Regions from separate parts of the Homo sapiens genome. Here all the other regions are linked to region 2. A link is a contact called in ENCODE Hi-C or POLR2A ChIA-PET data. All regions are on one chromosome and are shown on one strand. The core of a region is the stretch at or near the end of the contact, and the rest is flanking DNA. Distances in the headings are between cores, read along the strand shown.

Region 1 (2,770 bases), core at 243-2,742, 1.3 Mb before region 2:
GATTCACTAAAGCACTCAAACCTACCTCCTAGTCCACCAGATCCACTAACTGAACACCAAGACCGTCCATATTACACCCAACTTGGACTTTTACACAGGAGGTGTAAAAAGCATCCAAAACTATTTCATACCTTAAAGTTTTATAGCATCTTCCCTGTCAGAGGACCAGGATCATTAAGAACATGAATCCTGAGTCCATGTAAATGTACTATGTGGTATGTGGAATAAATGAGGCACAAAAATATTAAATCGATTGGAAGTGGAGGACAGCTAGATAGTATAGCTCCTTCAAGGGCAGAGGAAGCCAAGAATAGATATTCCTCCCCTAGCCTGGTCCCCAAATGAGTCCTGGGAGACACTTAAAAACAGTGGCCACGGAAATATTTATATAAGATACTTACAAACACACCGGTCAATTTATCCAGCATCCAATGCTTTGGAGCTGCCACCCGCTTCAGATGCTTCTTGGGACCACGAGCCTGAAAGTTTTAGATTGCAATGCTGTTAATCAGGTTTCAGAACAGCTTATAAAACCTAGTGTGAAACTAAACTCTTAGTTTAGTTTCATCTTCAGCAAAATGTGGACAATATTAAAGTATAGTGTTCCGATAAAACAGAAACAAACACAGTTATTTAACAAACACCGTGAGATCCATAAGCTGCAACAAGCCTTCTTATTGTAACAGAGAATATTCTTGGTTACTATGTTTCAGAACGTTTACTGATTACTATCTTTCAGAACCTTGCTAAAGTGTTTCCATGTTACTGTTTGAAACTGTATCTGCTTAGAGGTTAGGGTCTTTCAAGAACACCATACTAGTGAAACGCACAGCAACAGAAATGAGCCAGGAGTCTACCTGTGTTTCTAAAGTTTTCACAATTTATTACCGTCTGTTTTTGACACGTATGGAACAAGATTCTGACATCCGCACAAACACATGTGCTGCTCCTTCGTACACTAAAGCCAAAAGCTGACACCAATTTTACTTTAAAAAGAGTAAGGAAGCCTTTTTAATGCTGTGTCCAGATGCTTACCGGCCACGTATGGTAAAGTCAGGCCGTGCCAAAAAGGCAATGACAAAGAAAACCTTTCTCCGCCGGGCACCCCCAGCGCCCACCAACCTCGGGCTCGCAGTCTGAGCTCCTGGCCCAGCCGCGGCTCCGGCCCGGGAGGAAAAGCAGCTTCTCCCGGGATCAGGACGTATGGCCGGGTCAGAAACCGAGGCCTTCCCAACAGCAGCACCAGATCTGCGCCTCCCCAACCCTAGGCCAGCGTTCGCCCTTCGCCCTGGAGCCCGTCCCGGCCTACCACGGAGGCCGTGATCCCTTCGCCTCTGCCCGGCCATCCCCAGTAGGAATCCCGAAACCTCGGGCAGCCCCGGCCGGGGGAGGATGGAGGCGGATACGTCCTAAGAGCTCGCTAACTAAACGGCTTACCATGGCTGCGTTAGGCAAGGAAAGAGGACCTCCGTCTTCCGGTGCGCGTAGAAATTGGGGCTGGAGACTGCGCGCGCCGGATTTTCAGCTGCTCCGCCCAGCTCAGCCCTTTGCTGGCGCGCCGGGACTCTTTCTTGCCATCTGCTGGTGGGAGGTCAGAAGTCCCGAGTTGAGGAACCGCCGCGGAAAGAGGGTGTCTCCTAAGGGCGATTTCCTCCCTCCCCTTTTTCCGCCCTTCCTCCTCCCATATTTGCTGAGCGCCTCTTGTGTGCCTTATTCTGTGCTAGGTGCTGGGAATACAAAGATGAGCTACACAACATCCCTGGCCTCAAGGAGAGTTCAAAGTGAGCTTACTTCCAGTCTCACGTACAGATGATTCTACGCCTGTAATCCCAGCACTTTGGGAGGCCGAGGCGGGCGGATCATGAGGTCAGGAGATCGAGACCATCCTGGCTAACACAGTGAAACCCCGTCTATACTAAAAAAAAATACAAAAAAATTAGCCGGGCATAGTGGCGGGCGCCTGTAGTCCCAGCTACTCGGGAAGCTGAGGCAGGAGAATGGCGTGAACCCCGGAGGTGGAGCTTGCAGTGAGCCGAGATCGCGCCACTGCACTCCAGCCTGGGCGACAGAGCGAGACTCCGTCTCAAAAACAAAACAAAACAAAACAAAACAAAGAACTTGTATATAATCAATAGAATACATTTTAATAAATATTTAATGTTATTTCTTAAACGTATTTTGTCTGTCCCTTTTTTGTGTTCCCTTGAGCCAGCCAGGCAGCCCATACTGAGTTGGGAAGAGCCAACAACGTTTTTAACCCCCTCTTGCTTCTCTGCTTGAACTCTGACATCCTCCCCCTTGCTTCCTGTACAACGCATTTGGCACTTATAGAGACTCAGGGAGGAGAGAGGATATTAGAAATCGTCTGGTTATATCTAACTAAAATGTAGATCTGATCCTGCTTCGAAACTGCCCTTGGCCCTCTGTTTCCTGCCGTAAGGGAGCAGGTCTGAACTTTATCTGGCTCCATTGCTCTCTCTCCCCAATCCCAAACTTCAAAGCTCAAGCCCCACCAAGCTAGTTTGTTCCGAGGGAGTCAGCTCTTTTTGTTTGTTTGTTTGGGAGACAGGGTCTCACTCTGTCACCCAGGCTGTAGTGCATGGCTCACTGCAGCCTCGACAGACAGCCCGGGCTCAAGCGATCCTCTCACTTCAGCCCCCACGAGTAGCTGGGACAACAGGCGCACGCCACTGCACCCAACTAATTTTTTGTAGTTTTATTTTTTTGTAGAGACGGGGTTTCGCCATGTTACCTAGGCTGGTCTCAAACT
Region 2 (2,701 bases), core at 34-2,533:
AGCAGTGAAGCTGGTATTAGAATGCCTGGATTACAGTGTTTGTTCTGTTACTTAGCAGCTGTGTGACTTTACTGTCTTAATGATATGGATTTTTGTGCTGCTGCCAAGTATGAAACAGTTTGGCACACTATTTAGATACGCAAAATATGTGATCCCCACAACATTTTAGTGAGTGTAAAGAAGATAGGATAGACCATTTAAAATGGAAAATTTTGAACAAAAGGTCACCATAGACTTGAATAAATTACTTAAACTTCTGAGACCCACTTTTGTCATGTAATAAAATAGATATAATGATACTTACCTCTCAGGATTAAGGGTTAACTGAAATATTGTATGTGAGGGTCTAGCTCAGTGTCTGGAAAATGGATGATGTTAATTAAGGTTTCCTTAGGTTGGAATGCTCCTTTCACCCCCTCCATCCGCCCCCTCCCCCAAAAAACACTCCAAAATTCAAACATGCATATTCTGATTCATCTTTTAAGGAAGAGCCCAAGAGGCACCATTCTACAAAATCTTTCCAAACAACTTCAGGCAGTACAGCCCTTTGGTTAAGAGTACTGGGCTTCTGGAATCAGAAGAGACCACCAAATTTAAAACCAGGTCTCCCATTTAGTAGCTCCCTGACACTGGACAAATTACTTATTTTCTCTGCACCTAGATTTCCCATCTGTAATATAAAATCATCATGATACATACCTCATAGGGTTGCAGAGGATTAAATGAGATATACATACAGAGCACTTAGCACAGTCCCTGAGTTAATAAGTCCTCCGTTAAGTATTACATAGGAGAAGTAGTAAAAAGTTTCCTCTTAAGTAAAATGCTAATAAAAGTGCTTACCCTGCCTCCCAAGATTGTGGCAAAGTTATGACGCAAGGCTTTTAAACTGTAATGCTGAACAAACGTAAGGGATTGGTATATACCTTGAGATATTTTGGACAAAGTTCTAACCTTACTTTTATACAATATGCTTTCTCTCACCCGCCTGCAGTTGGGTTAATAATGCCCAGCATTAATTAATAAGCAATAAAATCAGAAGATACCCCGAATACAAGTAGCTGACGCTCAGAGAGCAGTATTAAGGCGAGCACCCGCAGACCGGACCTGGATAACTCCTTGGAGTTCACCTCTAGCGGCCCCCTCCCCTTGGAGCTGCGCAAGCGTACACTGACTTTGCTCCTCTCTAGTGCCCCCGCCTCCAGCAGCCGCCCCCCCACCCCCCCGTCTGCCCAACACGCAGGCGCGTCTCCTCAAATCCTGTCCCTACACCCCTCCTCTTTCTCTTCATTTCGTTCCCCCTCCTCTTGCAGCACCTCGGCAGGTTCAAACTCTTCTCCGGGAGCGTGGCGGCGATCGCGAGGTCACGTGATGAGCATCCTGCTGCCCAACATGGCGGAGTTCGACACCATCTCGGAACTGGAGGAGGAGGAGGAAGAAGAAGCGGCAACGTCGTCGTCGTCGCCGTCGTCGTCGTCGTCGGTATCTGGGCCCGACGATGACGAGGAGGATGAGGAGGAAGAGGAGGAAGAGGAGGAGGAGGAAGAAGAGGAGGAGGAGGAAGAGGAGGAGGAAGCGCCGCCCCCGCCTCGGGTAGTGAGCGAGGAGCATCTGCGGAGATATGCTCCCGACCCTGTATTAGTGCGGGGTGCCGGCCACATCACTGTGTAAGCGAGAGGGGGTCTTGGGACTTGAAATGCCTGAGATTTGGCAACAGAGGAATGAGAAGTGATCGAGGGGCCTGTGGAGTGGGGGAGGGTTGACTGATTGACTGAGGCGTACACTTAGGAAAGGACACCTGGTCTAAATGGGGAAACCATGGGTGGATACGTGTGAAGGAAGTGAGGAGAATGTAAATATGATGCACCAATGCCAGGTAAAGAGTGAGTATAGGAGAGGGAAGTTAGGGGTTTGGGAGCCAGAGCGATTGGAGTAGGGGTGAGTCTCCTTTCTTGTATGTATGCTGGCAAGTGAACAGTCTCTAAACTGCAGGATGTACCAGAGGGTTTTTTGCTGACAAGATTGATACTTTGTGGGAAACAGCAATTGCTGTGACATGTGACAAGAACTAGGCTTGCATTCTTCAAAACAGAAACATGATATATTTTGTGAATAATAATAGAATGTTCATTCACCCACGTATTCATCCATCCATTCTTCCTATCGAATCCTTCCTTATATATCACTCGATTAGAGGTTCAGGATGAGAGGCAGCTATGGAAAGTAGAAAAAGAAATGGATTGAGTCAGGGCTCTTAGACGCTGGTCCCGGTTTTGCTTCTTACTGGCCCTGTGACCTTGGTCAGGTTGCTTTTTCTCATTTCTGCGCCTTGATTTCTTCATCTCTAAAATGAAGGGTTTGGAGTAGATGGTTTCTAAAGCTTTTCAGTTCTGAGATAATTTACCTCCAAGGGATTTTGTATGCCCAAGTATGAAATATACAGGCATTAAATATATATGGAAATTAATACTTTGGGAGCTGAGCATAATTTCTTTAAAATTTATCCAGGGTGGTTTTTTAAAAAATTGAAATCTTGAGGAAAAATTGAATATTTCAGAAAATAAAATGGGGAGGGACTTCATAACAGCTACAAGGCAAAAATGTTGATGATTCTCCGGGATTTAAAGAGTGCTTCCTCATTTTTATTTGCTTGGACCATAACTATTTGGAAGTTTGAGTACTGTGTCATGTTCATCCTCTG
Region 3 (2,754 bases), core at 111-2,610, 1.4 Mb after region 2:
ACGGCGCCAACTCAGCAGCGCGGTTTCCACACTTTCCCGGAGCGGGACTCCGCTCCCCGCGCCGGCTCACGGCCTTCCCGCCCTACAGGGTGTACAAGACGCGAGCCGACGTGTGCTGCGGGGCGCGGCAGAGAGAAGCGCCAGAAGCCACACAGAAAAGCGTCAATTCGACCGCCACCGAGAGCGCGAAGGGGCCACAAGCCAATTTCCGCAAAGGAGATGAGCTGGGCGAGGCTCGGTCTGGCCTCCAACTTAAACCTGTCCGCAGCCTCGGCCGAGTGGCGCGTGTCCTGGGGGCGCTCTGTGGTCGCCACGGCCGCCCGGCTTCGCACCTTTGCGGCTTTGGTCCGAGCGCCCGGCCTCGGCCGCCGCGTGGGTTTTCCCGCTCTCGCCGAAGCGTGCCATGCCCATGCCCCATTCCCTGGCCAGGCTCTACCCTGCACCAGTCCGAAAGGAGGCGGCACTCTGCCGAGCTGCGTGCGTGTAAGCGCGGCGGCTCCGGTCCGCTCGCTTCCCCTCCCCCCGCAACCCCCTTCCTACGGCGCAAGCACAGAGGCCTTTCCTAGATTGCAGTGCCTGTCAGGGCGAGCCGGGATCTCTCGCCCTAGCGGCCTCGCTCCCTCATACACAGACACACACATTCGCATACAGACGTCCTCCGTTCCGTTTTCCCTTCCTTCTCGTCTAGCTCGACTTACCCCAGTTCATTCCACCCCCTGCGGCCGCCACCCCGAGCCAGCCGGGGAGCCGGCGAGAAGGCCAGGAAGCTGTATGGCAGCGCTCCTACTCACCTCACAGGCCGACTCCCGAGGCGCACGTCGCTGGCGGGCTCAGGCAGCAGGCGCTGTAGCTAGCGCGGTCGCAGTCAAGGCTGGGCTGTCGCCGTCGCCGCAGCTGTTCGAGCTGCCTTAGCCGCCACCGCCGCTGCTACTGCTGCCGCCGCCGCCGCCGCCTCTGCCTCAGCTCCATACGCTGGGCCCGCCAGGTGGACGCGCCTCTCTCCTCGCTCGCTCCCTCAGGCTCCGCCGCCGCCGCGCTAGATGGAGTCAGAGCTGTCGGGCTCTGGCCCTGAAACTCAGAGCCTCCGCGGCTGCCCGGCTGCTCCAAGGGTCCGTGCTTCGCTTACACTGTCGCTCGCCCCGGCTGGAGCTACCTAGCGAGCGGGCTGCGCGCTCGGCGCCTGGAGCCCGCTCTGTGCGGTGGCTGCGGCCGTCCGCGAGAGGGAGAGAGGAGGGCGGCTGCTACTGTCGCTATAGCTGTTAAAGCTATTGCTAAATGCTGCTACTGCCGCTAATGCTACTGCTGTGGCGGCGGTGGTGGCGGCGGCGGCTGCTGCTGCTGCTGCTGATGCTACTGGTTTTCCTTCCCAGGTTCTTCCCCTGCCTCGTCCCCCCTCCTCCCCCTTCCTCCTCCTCCTCCTACTCCTCCTCCTCCTTCTCTTCCTCCTCCCTCTTCTCCTCCCTCTGCCGCTTTTCTCAGAGCCTCTGCAGGCACTGCCTGGTCCCCTCTTCTCCCGGAGCTGTCTCTGCCCATTCAGAAAGGTGCCCAGAGTGGGGCCGCCTCTGCTGCCACCATCGCTGTTGCCCCTGCCATTGTTTCCTCCAACACGGCTGTTCTTGCTGGACGCCTTCCCCCCTCTACCCTTCTTCCCCACCACAGCTCTCCCTTTCCCTCCCGCTCTCCTTACCCTCTCTATGGTCCCTTCCTTATGTGCCCCCCCAACTCTGTCCGTCTGTCCTTCCCTCCCCTCGGGCGCCCGGGAGCGCGCACTGCGCGGCCACCTGTCATAAAGGGCGCGCACCCCCCTTCCCCATTCCCACCCCGCCCCCCACTCGCGTTCCTGCTGCCCTTCCAGTCCACTACGCCAGTGGTGCGTTCTTCCCCTGGCAGACACGCAACCGGACACCACTCTCCCATGCCTTTTAGGGCAGTTGTGTGTGCGGAGAGGGGCACTCTGAAGTTTGGGGAAGAATATTTGAATGGTTTCATCCACCAAGCATCTAACCATTCAACCTTTACCTACTCTTAACTTAAGGGCCTGGGCCCCCAGGAAGGTGGGTCCTTTTTGAAGGGTTGGATGAAGGCAGACAATTGGGGAGTGACGTTTGGGGAATAAAGGAAAGAAGGGAAGCTGAATATGGCCAGGAAGGAAAACAGATCTGCCTGATGGCTGTCATTGAAAAATCTCTTAGGTGGTCATTTTCCTTCAGACGTCCTGGGAACTCAACAGGAAACAGCAAAACGATTGGAGAGCAACTCAGGAGGGACCATTTAGTACTTCTGGAGTCCTGGGTGCAAGGTTGAGGCCTGAGCCTCGGGAGATTTGTCACCACTAGGAGCCAAGGCAAGAGATGAAAAGGTTGGTACTAGAACAGAAGGGGTAAAAGTAGCTACTTTGTGTGCACTTGCTCCAACATCATTGCCAAAGCACAGCTTCTCCAGTCAGGCAGGGCCTCATTTCAGATTTCTTTGCTGCCACAGCTACAGCGTCATTTTGCTACGAGGGCTCAGGCTTTGAGATCTGATGTGTGCAACTTCTCACCATCACCTGTCACACAATCCCTCCCCAGAAACAGTGCAGAGGCGGGGGTATATTTTCTTTTCCCTGGCAAAGTACAGGAGATAAATGTTCCAGATATCCCATTGACAATAAGGTCTGGGTCACTTTACCAAGTTTGAGGCGCTCTACCATGGGTCTTTCATTCCTGGACAATAAACTGTCTGTATGGCTTTTACAACTCCCCATCTCTGTGC

Evidence for each region. A loop is a pair of places that touch in the nucleus more often than their neighbours do. ChIA-PET counts read pairs that join two places held with the same protein, here RNA polymerase II (POLR2A). Pooled maps may share reads with other maps.
Region 1: a loop to region 2 is called in a map of CD4-positive, alpha-beta T cell, with 5 times the contacts of the local background. The contact joins the promoter of RPS4X here to the promoter of CHIC1 in region 2. A Hi-C loop is called at or near these places in 3 of 168 maps with a recorded cell type or tissue (CD4-positive, alpha-beta T cell, CD8-positive, alpha-beta T cell and naive thymus-derived CD4-positive, alpha-beta T cell) and 9 of 50 pooled maps. POLR2A ChIA-PET finds 5 or more read pairs at or near these places in 1 of 52 experiments (activated T-cell).
Region 3: a pooled map shows a loop between it and region 2 (6-fold over the local background). The contact joins the promoter of NEXMIF here to the promoter of CHIC1 in region 2. A Hi-C loop is called at or near these places in 5 of 50 pooled maps.

What each region holds. Positions count from the first base shown.
Region 1 is chrX:72,275,756-72,278,525 of GRCh38, forward strand. RPS4X (ribosomal protein S4 X-linked) reads right to left here and starts at 1,493. Exons shown (of 7, transcript NM_001007.5): 1 at 1,438-1,493; 2 at 402-479. The coding sequence starts at 1,440. RefSeq lists enhancers at 993-1,072, 1,243-1,312.
Region 2 is chrX:73,561,914-73,564,614 of GRCh38, forward strand. It overlaps CHIC1 (cysteine rich hydrophobic domain 1), which reads left to right and starts at 1,284. Exons shown (of 6, transcript NM_001039840.4): 1 at 1,284-1,667. The coding sequence starts at 1,372. It also overlaps the pseudogene MAP2K4P1. RefSeq lists a silencer at 1,204-1,263.
Region 3 is chrX:74,924,092-74,926,845 of GRCh38, forward strand. It overlaps NEXMIF (neurite extension and migration factor), which reads right to left and starts at 1,361. Exons shown (of 4, transcript NM_001008537.3): 1 at 792-1,361. RefSeq lists a silencer at 240-399.